3 separate regions of the Homo sapiens genome follow, and all the other regions are linked to region 1. A link is a contact called in ENCODE Hi-C or POLR2A ChIA-PET data. All regions are on one chromosome and are shown on one strand. Each heading gives the region's core, a stretch centred on a gene start or an enhancer-like site at or near the end of the contact. The rest is flanking DNA. Distances are from core to core; before and after follow the strand shown.

Region 1 (4,552 bases), core at 619-3,118:
CCTTAACTAGTATCCCTCATCACTTTATTTAAAGGTCAGGTAATATCAAGGCAAAACTAGTCCAACCACCTTTCCAAGCTTGAACCTTCTCTGTCCCATGTTCTACCCCTGCCAAGTTGTTGCTTGGTCTAGTCTTTAGTATCTCCAGGAAAACTCACTACCTTTTAGCATAGCTTTCTCTAGTTCTCTCTTTACCTAAAATATACATAAATAAATACTAGTTAATCTGTAGAACCTTTCCCACAAATGTTTAGTATTATTTTATTTGAGACTATTGTAGCTTTTGCTATGATTTGAATGTCCCCTTCTAAACTCATGTTGAAATTTCATTGCTGGCTGGGCGTAGTGGCTCACGTCGTAATCCCAGCACTTTGGGAAGCCGAGGTGGGCGAATCATGAGGTCAGGAGTTCAAGACCAGCCTGACCAACATTGGTGAAACCCCATCTCTACTAAAAATACAAAAATTAGCCAGGCATGATGGCGTGCGCCTGTAATCCCAGCTACTCAGGAGGCTGAGACAGGAGAATCGTTTGAATCTGGGAGGTGGAGGTTGCAGTGAGCCGAGATTGCACCACTGCACTCCAGCCTGGGTGACACAGCAAGACACTGTTTAAAAAAAAAAAGGAAATTTCATTGCCATTGTGACCACATTGACAGGTGGAGCTTTTTTTTTTTTTTTTTTTTTGAGACAGAATCTTGCTCTGTCTCCCAGGCTGGAGTGCAGTGGTGCTATCTCAGCTCACTGCAAGCTCTGCCTCCCAGGTTCATGCCATTCTCTTGCCTCAGCCTCCCAAGTAGCTGGGACTACAGGTGCCTGCTACCATGTCCGGCTAATTTTTTTGTATTTTTAGTAGAGTTGGGGTTTCACCGTGTTAGCCAGGATGGTCTCGATCTCCTGACCTTATGATCCACCTGCCTCGGCCTCCCAAAGTGCTGGGATTACAGGCGTGAGCCACTGTGCCTGGCCGACAGGTGGAGCCTTTAAGAGGTAATTAGGCCATGAGGGCTCAGCCCTCTGAATGGACTAAGGCTATTATTATGGGAGTGGCTTAGTTTTAGAGGGAGTGGGCTCCTAATACAAGGATAAGTTCGACCCCAATTCCCCACTCTGTTTCATGTGCTTGCTTGCCATGTGATGCCTTGCATCTCTGGCTTTGGCCATGGGATGAGCCTCACCAGATGCTGGTGCCATGCTCTTGGACTTCCCAGCCTCCAGAACCCATGAGCCAAATAAACATCTTTTTAATAAATTACCCCATCTGTGATATTCCATTTAGAGCAACAGAAAATGAAATAAGACAATTTTTATGTGAATTCCTAATTTATCCATCCATTCACTCATCCATTCATCTGTTAATTTGTTTATTTACCATCCATTCAATTATTCATCACATACTCACTACCTGCTGCTGGGCTCGGCATGGGAATAGGGAAAAAACAGTAAACATGAAACTTGCTCTTTTTTCTCCTAAGGCCCAAAATGTTCCTGATGCCTACGTAGAGCTTCAGTGCTTCAAAATAGCTTAGTATCTATGTTAATATTAGCGTAGTTTTCAGAGACTTCACAAAATGGAATTTTAAAATTGTTTTTATTCTTCTGTTTTTTGTCTTTATTTTTTAACTTTTTTTTTTCTGCTCCCACTTCACTGGGATTATTTTATACTCCTTTAGCAGTCCCATGTAGATGTTTCTTGGTAGTCAGCCCTCCATCACAAGTGATTCAGGAATCCCAGCCCTTTCCATCTGGTGGCTTCATTCTCTAGGGCCTCAAGTTCTTTACACCTAGCTGGCTGGCAGGGGAAGAGAACATGTGGAGAAACACACCCATTTCTTAACTGCCTTGGCCAGGAGTGAGATACATCATTCCGATTGCAAGTATCAGTCACATGGCTCCACTTGGAGGTAGGGAGGTACTAGGAAATACAGTCTCTTGCTGGGCAGAGACTTCCTGGTTACAGTTCTATCACATGAGAGGACTCGTGGTGTACAATTAGCTGTCTCTGCTGCAATACCCAAAACACTTGCATGATTTTGCAGCTGTGAGTAAGATTATTTCGACATAGATAAATCACTGCTGGGATTGCTTACTTTTGTGGTCTAATACTTATATAATACTTAAATGTTTAAGTCTTTCAGAGATTATCTTCCTCCATCTAATTTTTTTTGTTTTGTTTACCTTATTTTTCTTTTTTTCTGATACAAGGTCTTGCTCTGTCACCCAGGCTGGAGTGTGCCATGGCATGATCATGGCTTACTGTAGCCTCAACCTCCCAAGTTCAAGCAATCCTCCCACCTCAGCCTCCTGAGTAGCTGGGACTACAAGCCTGTGCCACCATGCCTGACTAATTTTTAAAAATTTTTTTAGAGATGGGCGTTTCCCTGTGTTGCCCAGTTATAACATATATAACATATGTATTATATATGTTATATAATACATATATATATAAACTCCTTGGTTCAGGCTATCTTCCCACCTAGGCCTCCCAAATTGCTGGGATTACAAGGCTGAGCTACAGTGCGTGGCTTTTTTTTAATATAACAAAATTTATTTATTCAGTGTCTGCTAAGTGATTCTCTTTGGAGCAATGCTTAATTACAGTATAAAGTTATGACATGACATTTGTATCCATTGGTCCTATTAATAAACATCAGTTGCAGAGTATGAAGTTTGCAGTTACAAAATCTAAGTTTTTTACTGAGTAAAACTGAAAATGGCTAGCATTTACATAAAAATGGACAATTTTGCAAAATAGAAGTGATAATGGCACACAGTCCTAATTAGAAGGCTTACTTTCCTAAGAGCATGTGAGTGCCAGTGTATTTTCACTAGGTTTTGTCTTTTTGACATCTGCTTTTTTACAGTGCTGATGATTTCTGTTAATTTCATGAATGACACCTTTATCACATTTCAATCTATGATCTTTTTTTTTAAAGTTTTGTCTTAAGGCTTCAGTGTCTTCATTTGGAAAATAGTGTCATCATCCACAAAGACCTGGTAACAAACAGTGCATAGAAAAGTCATTGAGGACCGGATGCAATGGCTCAGGCCTGTAATCCCAGCACTTTGGGAAGCCGAGGTGGGCAAATCACATGAGGCCAGGACTTCGAGACCAGCCTGGTCAACATGGTGAAACCTCGTCTCTATTAAAAATACAAAAATTAGCCGGGCATGGTGGTGCGCGCCTGTAATCCCAGCTACTCGGAAGGCTGAGGCAGGAGAATCGCTTGAACCCGGGAGGTGGAGGTTGCAGTGAGCCGAGATCGTGCCATTGCACTCCAGCCTGAGTGACAGAAGGAGACATTGCCAAAAAAAAAAAAAAATTACTGAGGTCCTCAGGGCAAACTTGAAACAGCTGGGAAGATTTTGTATGTACGAGAAAGCCCAACCTAAAATTGTTTAAGGAACAAGGGAGTTTCTCATCTCAGAGAACAAGAGGTTTAAAGATGGTGAAGGCATGTGGCACATACACAGGTTGGCTGTTTCAGAGGGACAGTGACCTGGCCATTGTCTCTGGTCCTCCGGCCTCACTGTGTTGGCTGTGTCCTCTCACGGCCACAAGGTGGCAGCAGCAGCCGCGGGCACCGCAGCCTTCCTGGAGGAGCGGTTCTCCGACTCAGGACTACTTCCTTATCACAGGCTTAAAAACCAAGACGCCAAAGAGCTTTAAAAAAAAATAAAAAAATAAAAAAATTAAAAAATATATATATATATAAAATACATATATGTAATGTTAATCAATATTTACCATTTTATAAATAATAAACTGAAAATTTTAAAATATTGATTTATTATTTAAAAAATAATAAATCTATTACGTTAACATACACCATACATTTTTATGACAAAAATAACTATAAAAAATTTATATAACTATATAAACTTATACAAATAAATTTATATAACTATATAAACTTATACAAATAAATTTATATAACTATTAAAAATTATTAAAAAACTATATAAAAAATTTAGTGAGAAGGTGGCACTGTTTTACATTTTTACATGTCTTTGATGTGGGCTCCAGTGAGGACAGGCGGTTTCTCCTATCTGCTTCTCATGCAATCTGTTGTACATTGCACATCATCACATAGCCTCTGGAAGAGTTCAGCGTACACTCGCAAGAGGTGAGAGTGGAAATGACATCTTACTATTATTATGAAAACGATTTGACCCAAAGACCCCCTGAAAGGGAGAGTCCTTATGCCTCTTTCAAAAGCTAAGAAACGGGCTGGGCTCAGGGGCTCATGCCTGTAATCCCAGCACTCTGGGAGGCCGAGGTGGGTGGATTACTTGAGGTCAGGAGTTCGAGACCAGCCTGGCCAACATGGTGAAACCCCATTTCTAGTCTCTACTAAAAATACAAAATTAGCCGGGCGTGGTTGCATGTGCCTGTAATCCCAGCTACTCAGGAGGCTGAGGCAGGAGAATCGCTTGAACTTGGGAGGCAGAGGTTACAGTGAGCTGAGATTGCACCACTGCCCTCCAGCCTGGGTGACAGAGCTAGACTCCATCTGAAAAAAAAAATACATAAAATTAAAAAAATAAAGGCT
Region 2 (4,552 bases), core at 1,469-3,968, 220 kb after region 1:
CCACTGCATTCCAGCCTGGGTGACAGAGCAAGACTCCGTCTCAAAAAAAAAATAATAATAATTTACCGATATTTGGTGTATAAATATCAACTAACACATAGAAGAGGTCTGTTCTTTGATAGAAAAAAGTCAAACTTCCCAAAAGCAAAAAGTCACAATTCATTATTTGCAAGGAGCTTTCTATTTGCCCTAAGAAAACATTTTCCTCTGCTGTCCCTTTAAGGCTGGCTGTAAGCAGAATTCAGCCTCAACAACTGCCCTCCCAGAGCAGCTCTCACTCCTACACAGGGCACAGAGCAGCTTTCTCTTCCTCCCTAAGCAGTTCTCACCTCCTCCCAGAGCAACTCTCTCCCTCCACCCACCCAGAGCAGCTCTCACTTCCTCAAAGAGCAGCTCTCACCTCCTTCCAGGAGCCTGCTGGTTTTGAATCCTGATGCACCTGGTCTTTTAAGATTGTGATTATAGGCACTGCATAGATTTTAGTTTCCCTGCAAAGACTTAAAAGTCACTGTGCTCAATACAAGAAAAGAACATGGTAATCTCTCTCATGTAAGCTCTTGTACTAGAGTTTCTTTTTTTTTTTTTTTTTTTTTTTTTTTTTGAGACGGAGTCTTGCTCTGTTGCCCAGGCTGGAGTGCAGTGGTGCGATCTCGGCTCACTGCAAGCTCCGCCTCCTGGGTTCATGCCATTCTCCTGCCTCAGCCTCCCGAGTAGCTGGGACTACAGGCGCCCGCCACCATGCCCGGCTAATTTTTTGTATTTTTTGTAGAGGCGGGGTTTCACTGTGTTAGCCAGGATGGTCTCGATCTCCTGACCTCGTGATCTGCCCGCCTCAGCCTCCCAAAGTGCTGGGATTACAGGCGTGAGCCACCGTGTCCGGCCTAGAGTGTTTCTTTTTTAAAAAAAAATAAATCTGACCTGGCGCGGTGGCTCACACCTCTAATTCCAGCACTTTGGGAGACCGAGGCGGGAGGATCACTGGAGTCCAGGAGTTCAAGACCAGCAACATGACAAAACCCTGTCTCTACAAAAAATACAAAAATTATCCGGGTGTGGGGGCACACATATAGTCTCAGCTACTGGGGAGGCTGAGGTGGGAGGACTGCTTGAGCCCAGGAGGTTGAGACCACAGTGAGCCATGATTGTGTCACTGCACTCCAGCCTGGATGACAGAGTGAGTCCCTGTCTCAAAAAAAAAAAAAAAAAAAAAAAATCCACAAACCTACTAAAGTAAAATCTCAATGGTCAGCTTCTACACTGGAAACCCTTACTGGTGACTGGTGAGTGTGCTGTAAGTAGGTTAAAGGGCTGGTAAGAGTGGAGCTGCTGCTCATAGCTCCTGAGGACTCAACTTTGCAATGAGATTTAGTCTAAGCCAACGCAAAGAGTGATCCTTTTTCTTCTTTCCCATCAGATCTGCCCATGACTTTTTAGTAGTGTGAATACCACACAAGGGAGGCCCATCTTTATTTTAAGCCCTGAACTAAACATATATAGGAATGGTTCTTGTCAAAATCAGCAAGGAGCACAGGAATCACAGTTAGGAGAATGAATTGCTCAGGAAAGAAGTTGGGAGACAGCCTCCCACCCTTCAGGGCTATCTTTATCCAATGATTGGTACTGGTTCGTTTTTAGTTATTTCTTTTTGCGTGTATTTGAGAAATTCTGTTGAGCACTTTGTGGAATAAAATATGTTTCTTTAGCAGAAACAGGTGCAGCTACTATGTTTGTACTTTTTCATTTTGTCAGTGTTTTGGTTGATTGACATGACAGTTAAGATGTCTAGAAATTAAATCGCCCTTTGTTATCTCTGGACTCAGGCGATGAATCACCAAATAGAGCACTCAGTATTGATGAATTATAAAATACGCTAAATAAAAATCTTTCTTGAGATTTGCCTTGAATAAGCAAGGCGCAGTGGCTCATGCCTGTAATCTCAGCACTTTGGGAGGCTGAGGGGGTGGATCACCTGAGGTCAGGAGTTCAAGACCAGCCCAGCCAACGTGGTGAAACCCCGTATCTATTAAAATACAAAATTACCCAGGCACGATGGTGCACGGCTGTAATCCCAGCTAGTCGGGAGGCTGAGGTAGGAGAATTGCTTGAACCCGAAGGCAGAGGTTACAGTGAGCCGAGATCACACCACTGCACTCCAGCCCAGGTGACAAGAGTGAAACTCTATCTAAAAAAAATATTAGGTTAAGAATAAAAGATGAGAGGAATTTATTAATATACACTGGCTCTTGTCACATATACCTTCTTAAAGTCAGTTTTTTGTTAATGCAACGTTAGATTTTCTTCATATATCTTTATCAATACCACAGCATGATGATGGCCTTGGTTTTGACACAGGGATCTTGCCTAAATGCCAGCGTTTAGCCAGATGGTGAACTACAAAATTGATCTTCCTGGGGTTCCACATGGCACTGCTGCTCTACAGCCCCTGACCTTGGCATTGAATATGTCCTTATATGTGTTAGGAGGGGTGAGATGTATTGTTTCACATGTGTTCACCACCAGGACAAAGGCTCGCTCCTTCTGGTCAGGCCTCTCTGGGCCCTCTTCTCAGCTGGACCTCAATCTTGGCCTCTAAATACTGCAGACTCTCGGACATAAATTATTTCATCCACACCATCTTCCCTTCCCACACACACACCCTGGAGCAAACACTGGCACCGTTTCTAACAACTCAAGGCTGTGTCCCGAGGATGACTGCTCCAGCTCTCTTACGTTCCTGCCTGAGAGCCTGCCAAGAGAATCAACTGTTTGATAGGGCCCATCTCCCAGGCTTTGTGAGAGAGTAGGGGCCTAATTTTGTTAAGCTCCAGTTAGTAAAGCCAGAGAGCCTAATCGCGTTGACAGCCCCCTTCCTGCTTTTCAGTTATTTCTGCTTCCCTGAATACTGCCTATGCCTCCCTCCTCCTCCCTCATTCTCCCTACTGCAGCAGTTATTATGGATTAAATTTTGTCCTTCCTGTATTAACTCAGGTCCAGCTTGGCTTGTCTTTGGCACCGGTCACAAGTGCTGTTGGGTCTGCTTGCACCACTATTCCCCAGCTGCCACTGGTAGCACAGATCAGCAAATCCTTTCCTCTCAGCTCATTTGTTGAGAAGTTTATCAGTAGCCATGGGAAGAAATTACTATTTTCATCATGTTTAGAAATATATTTCAGTGTGTTTTGAAGAGTTGTAAAATTTTGAAATGGGAAAGGATTTCAGGCTGACACTTGGGAGGCAGAATGATGAACCTTACTATGGCACTAGGACTCAAAGTAGGATGAGCCCCACTAGCTGACCCCCAGGCCCGATTCTTTGCAGAGGATAGGATGTTCCCCCAACAGGCTCTGACTACACACCAACAGGCCAAGCAGATTCCAGCATCACTCGCGGTCTTCTGATCAAAGTACACATGCACCTTCCCAGGCCTCTTGGTGAGTGGCCACCCTGGGCAGTTATGCCTTACTTCAAAGAGCCGATATAGGGCTATATTCCTGAAGTGTGCCTTTCTTCCTCATTCAATGTATATTTAAATGTATTTTTAATGGTATATTCACATGGTATAAAATACTAAATGTTCCACAGGACATTTGATGAAGAGGCCCCTCCTTCTATCCCCAAGCTGACCAGAGGTAATGTGTTTTCAGTTACTTGTGTACCGTTCTGGAGATACTCCAATTAAATGGTTGGTTTTTTTTTTTTTTAATGGAGTTTTGCTCTTGTCCCCCAGGCTCCTAGAGTGCAATGGCGCTATCTCTGCTCACTGCAACCTCCACCTCCTGGGCTCAAGCAATTCTTCTGCCTCAGCCTCCCAACCAAGTAGTTGGGATTACAGGCATCCACCACCATCCTCGGCTTGTTTGTTTGTTTGTTTTTTGAGATGGAGTCTCACTCTGTCACCAGACTGGAATGCAGTGGCGCAATCTTGGCTCACTGCAACCTCCGCCTCCTGGGTTCAAGCGATTCTTCTGCCTCAGCCTCCCAAATAGCTGGGACTACAGGCGTGCACCACCAAGCCCAGCTAACTTTTGTATTTTTAGTAGAGACTGGTTTTCACCGTGTTGGTCAGGATGGTCTCGATCTCCTGACCTTGTGATCTGCCCGCCTCGGCCTCCCAAAGTGCTGGGATTATAGACGTGAGCCACCGCACCCAGCCAATTTTTGCATTTTTAGTAGAGATGGGGTTTCACCATGTTGACCGGGCTGGTTTTGAACTCCTGACCTCAAATGATCTGCCCGTCTTGGCCTCCCAAAGTCCTGGGATTACAGGCATGAGCTACCATGCCTGGCCGTAAATGCATTTTTATATTGGTTCTGTAGTCAGACTATTCTCTACTCCTAGAAATTGATATATGGGTATGTCTTAGAAGGGTGAATAAACTTAAAAATGGAGCCTGAAAGATTTGGAGAAGAATATTCTGGTAATAGGAATCATTTAACATTAAATTTGAGGCCTGAGGCAGAATATCTTCTTCTCCGAAAATCTTTAGACATAGGAGAGTCTCTCATCTTAATAGGTTAGTTTACAAGTGGTCTTTTCTTCAGTGAAGAGATG
Region 3 (4,552 bases), core at 722-3,221, 190 kb after region 1:
TTTCCTCATCTGTGAGCCAGAGCACTAAACATTTATGTTTAGAGCTAAACAGATGTCTGTTTTAGCTCTAAATTAACTATTAATACTAATAACTACTAGATACACCAAGGGTATTTAGTTGAGAGTGAGTGAAAAGAAGTGATGAGGAAAAATGTGAATTTCACAAGTTTTCAAAGTGATTTGCAACCTCAATGAATAGTGCATGTGATTGAACATACTTTCCAGTAGAATTTTTACTCAGGAGTTTGCAGCTATGATGAGTGGAAAAGAATAGAAGTTAGAGTCATAGGGGGTACTATTCCACAGGATTTTGAGGCAGATGAATGCCTGAATATGGTCAAAAGATGAAAGTATTAACTGTTGGGTTTCCTCCAGACCGTAATTATAATGTAGCTCTTCAGCATTGTTTTATCTTGCTTTAATGGAAGAATCTTGCTGCCACTTAATAGATGAGAAGCATGGAATGGTAGTTTCGCATTCATATCAGATTTGGTGTGGAGTTCACTTTTTCCTAATTCAGGCCTGGCTAATAATATAAACTCTATCCAATAAGAAGATATATTATTTTCTGACAAAAAAGTTTGGAAAATACAGGAAGGAATGTGTAACTGTGTTTCCTGGTACATGTCCTAAGGAAGCTGGGACTAGAAGGTCACCCCCCAGCACATGCAGGTTCAGAACTGGTTAGAGGCACGGCGGTCCCCAGATTCCAGGGCTTTGACCACAGATCTGTTTTCTGAGTTCCTGTATTATCTCTAGGCCATTTCATTCACAGATTCTTGCCAACCAACTGAGATTAACTGAATTGTGTTTGAATGAGAACTGGATTTGTGAACATTCAAATGACAGAAATAAATTTGGCTATCTGAAAGTAAAATCTAAAGTTTTCTTCACATGTAGTTAGTGTTTCAGAGGGCTTAAGAGAAACTCAGTAATAGTAAAGACTACCCAACTAAAAATGGGCAAAGAATCTGAATAGACATTTCTCAAAAAACACACAAATGGCCACCAAGCACATGAGAAGATGCTCCGCATCATTAACCATCAGGGAAACACAAATCAAACTGCTGCACACTCACCAGGGTGGCTGTCATTTTTTAGAAGACAGGCAATAGCAAGTATTAGAATTTGGAGAAACTGGGAACCTCAGCCATTGCTAGTGGGGATGTAAGTTGGTGCATCATTTTGGAAACCAGTCCTGTAGTTCCTCAAAAAGTTGAACATAGAATTATCATTTGACCCAGCAACTCCACTCCTAGGTATAGACCCAAGAAAAATGAAACATGTTTATACAAAAAAAAAACTTGCACACAAAAGTTCATAGCAGTATTCATAATAGCTAAAAGTTGATGAACAGATCAACAAAATGTGGTCTCTCAATACAATGGAATGTTACTGGGCTATATTTAAAAGGTAAACACTGATACATGGTACAACATGGATAAACCCTGAAAACATGCTAAGAGAAGGAAGCCGGTCACAAAAGAGAACATATCGTATGATTCCTTTTATATGAAATGTCCAGAGTAGGCAAATCTGTAACAACAGAGAATTGGTTGCTTAGGGCTGGAGGGAAATATTGTGGGGTTGGTTGGTGGTAGCTAAAAAGTACAGGGCTTTGAGGGTTGAGGTAGATGTTCTAAAACATATTGTAAAGGTTGTACAACTCTGTGAATATACTAATAACCATTGCATTGTACACTGACAATGGGTGAATTACATATGTGAATTTTGTCCCAATAAAGCTGTTATCCAACCCCTTATCATTTGAATCAGTTTTAACATCTTACTCTTGAGAGAGAGAGAGGGAACAGATAACGGTTAATCATCTTTCAAGAATAGTTTAATAGAACAAAAGCTACAAAGTTCTCAGTCTGGTGTGGAACATTTGTGTGACGGAGCGCAGTGTACCGTATGGGCCGGGACTGTGCAGAAGGTGCTGCACGCAGAGCAAGCGGGAGTGCTTGGAACTTCAGGGAAGGCTTTACTCACCAGGCGGCAAGGGGCAGAAGGGTGTTCCTGGCCAAGGGTGGCACGAAGCATGTGGTGATGTTGCTTTTTAAGTTACAGAGTTGGGTAAGGGGTGCAAGTGGTGGGAGACAGGTCTGGAAAGGGAGATTACCTTTCAAAACATTTATCTTTTATTAAAGAGGAAACTGTATATGTAAATACTGTGCTGAAGCAGTCTTTATCTTCTGGAGTTTTGAGTTTGTGAATTAATAACACAGAGCTCTCATTTGCTGAATGTTTGCGGTGTGCCTGGCCCCGGTCTGAGGTCCTTTCTTAAGATACTCCTCACAACTCCGTGAGGGGTGTGCTACCATGGCTTGCGTCAAGCAGACGAGGAAAGGGGCAGCAAGAGGGTCCTGGTGGCCACAGCTGTGCAGCTGGTGAGTGAATGACGAGGCCCGGAGTCAGAGCCAGGCAGCCAGACTCCAGAGCCCGCCTTCCTCACCACTGACCTCCCGGTGACATCTCTGGGGGCAGCAGTCTGCAGAACCATTGTTCTAGTTGAATTTCTTCCAGCCTCCTTTTCAGGGTGCTTTTGGTTCGTTAAAATGACCACATGTGTCTACAATTAAATTGGCAATCACTTTGTTTTTCTTGCACAATTGTAGTTGTTGCTGGTTCACTTAATAAATTGCAGAATAAGAAGAACAGAGTGGTGATAATCACAGGGATTTCTTCCTTGAGCTGTGTGTATTTAGTGTTCATTCAAATTACATTTGTTTTAGGTTGAGAGAAATCCTTCTGAATAGTGATGACATTGGTTGTTCCCTGAGATGGCTTCTTGTGTAAATCTATCAACACCCTTTGGAGGGCTCCTGACTCAGAAGATGAACGTCCTTGGGATGGGCAAAGTGATGCTTGTTTTGCCTTCCCTAAAAGTAGTTCTAGGTGTAAGAAGTGATGTGACTGACTTAGGGCCTTAGATTATGGCCCAAATGTAGGCTTTCTGCAGTTCTGCCCTATGTTTTTTTGTGTAGATTTTCCTGCCTTTAATAACTTCACTGATAATAGTAACACTCTAAAATGAGAGAACATGTCTTATATTGGAGAGGGTAATAGGTTGGTATCTTTTTGAACCATCAAAGGCCTAGGTCAAAACTAACCCTTTCCTCTGACTTCTTAGTCAAAGAACATACACTTTAGCTAATACCCCAAGACAGAAGTTCTTTGGTGCTGAGAGTCAACGAGAGTCACATTCTCCTTGAAAAGGGAAGGGAAGCTCTATACCTGGATAACTGCGCAGATCCATGGCCCCATAGCACAAAATTCGGGCAACTGAGAACCCAGCTGGCCCCCAGCTGGTAATTCCTCAACATTCTGGTGTGTCCTAACATTGCCAAATAGGCTGGAAGGATTTAGAGAACAGGAAGTAAGCTACTGGGAGATAAGGCTGCAGCTGTGAATTATAGACAGGGGAGGAAATGAGAATAACAGCATTAGCAGTTTGGCTTTATTTTTAAACCAAAAATCACTGGAAAGATTTCTGTCTCTAATTTAAGGGTGTTACTCACCTTTTCGTTTATACTAGTTGGAACTCTTAGCAAAGTATGTAAATGGGACTATGTTTCCATGTACTGCTGCATCTCAACTGATTAAGAATCTTTTTTTTTTTTAGAGGTGGAGTCTTGCTCTGTCGCCCAGGCTGGAGTGCAGTGGCATGATCTCGGCTCACTGCAAGCTCCGCCTCCCGGGTTGATGCCATTCTCCTGCCTCAGCCTCCCGAGTAGCTGGGACTACAGGTGCCCGCCACCACGCCCAGCTAGTTTTTGTATTTTTAGTAGAGACGGGGTTTCACCGTGTTAGCCAGGATGATCTCAATCTCCTGACCTCGTCATCTGCCCTCCTCTGCCTCCCAAAGTGCTGGGATTACAGGCGTGAGCCACCGCACCTGGCCACTGATTAAGAATTTCTAAAAGATGAAATTGAGTCTGTGAACATTTCGTTTATCCAACAATGGCAACTGTGTTGTCATAAGACCAAAAAATCTTCAATTTCACATTAGAAATCATTTAAAAATATGTTTTGCCTCCACTCTTTTGTGTTTGTGTCATGCTGTGACTGTGCAGCCTTTTTCATGGAGAGGTTTGTTTTTGATGGATATTAAAGGCAAAAATGTAAATGTGGCTAGCCTCTCTCCTCTGGAGTATGACATCTTGTCATCAAGTATTATTTTACAGAGAGAGTCATAGTGGATGAGTATTCATTGGTATTACATTTAAATAAGGAAATAATTTAAAAACTGATCAGTCATGAACATCGTGTTCTTAATTTGTCATGTTCTATTCCACAGTGGCCATTCTGAAGTACATGAGTGACTATGGGCTTAAATAACTAATGTGTTAGGGACCAAATTGTAGCCACATGCACATTTGTGGATTCTAGTGCTTGGGTCAAATCATTGGCAGATCTGAAAGATGTCTGTGAAGTGGGCTTTTATTTACCATTTGGAAATCCTAAATTTTATGACATGTTCAATGTCATTTAAGGACTTTTGTTGATGTTGGTCTAACTTAAAAAAAAATCAGTAATTCTAATACAGGAT

The links. Hi-C counts contacts between places; a loop is a spot of excess contacts on that map. ChIA-PET counts read pairs that join two places held with the same protein, here RNA polymerase II (POLR2A). Pooled maps may share reads with other maps.
Region 2: a loop to region 1 is called in a map of CD4-positive, alpha-beta T cell, with 2.9 times the contacts of the local background. The contact joins two enhancer-like sites. A Hi-C loop is called at or near these places in 4 of 168 maps with a recorded cell type or tissue (CD4-positive, alpha-beta T cell, Caco-2, mammary epithelial cell and 1 more), 19 of 37 single-sample maps with no recorded cell type and 16 of 50 pooled maps. POLR2A ChIA-PET finds 5 or more read pairs at or near these places in 5 of 52 experiments (Caco-2, HEK293, MCF 10A and 2 more).
Region 3: a loop to region 1 is called in a map of heart left ventricle, with 2.5 times the contacts of the local background. The contact joins two enhancer-like sites. A Hi-C loop is called at or near these places in 10 of 168 maps with a recorded cell type or tissue (MCF 10A, cardiac septum, chondrocyte and 6 more) and 9 of 50 pooled maps. POLR2A ChIA-PET finds 5 or more read pairs at or near these places in 3 of 52 experiments (MCF 10A, activated CD4-positive, alpha-beta T cell and activated T-cell).

The regions. Positions count from the first base shown.
Region 1 is chr6:158,217,488-158,222,039 of GRCh38, forward strand. No RefSeq gene overlaps it. Among named protein-coding and RNA genes, the nearest start is that of GTF2H5, 51 kb to the left of the region's middle. Within about 2 kb of position 1,869, at least 3 of the 41 ENCODE cell types and tissues checked have a DNase peak (open chromatin) inside an H3K27ac peak, as active enhancers do.
Region 2 is chr6:158,439,129-158,443,680 of GRCh38, forward strand. The region is part of intron 3 of TULP4 (TUB like protein 4); the gene reads left to right. Among named protein-coding and RNA genes, the nearest start is that of SNORA116, 120 kb to the left of the region's middle. RefSeq lists an enhancer at 231-390. Within about 2 kb of position 2,719, at least 8 of the 41 ENCODE cell types and tissues checked have a DNase peak (open chromatin) inside an H3K27ac peak, as active enhancers do.
Region 3 is chr6:158,406,250-158,410,801 of GRCh38, forward strand. All of the region lies in intron 1 of TULP4 (TUB like protein 4), which reads left to right. Among named protein-coding and RNA genes, the nearest start is that of SNORA116, 86 kb to the left of the region's middle. Within about 2 kb of position 1,972, at least 10 of the 41 ENCODE cell types and tissues checked have a DNase peak (open chromatin) inside an H3K27ac peak, as active enhancers do.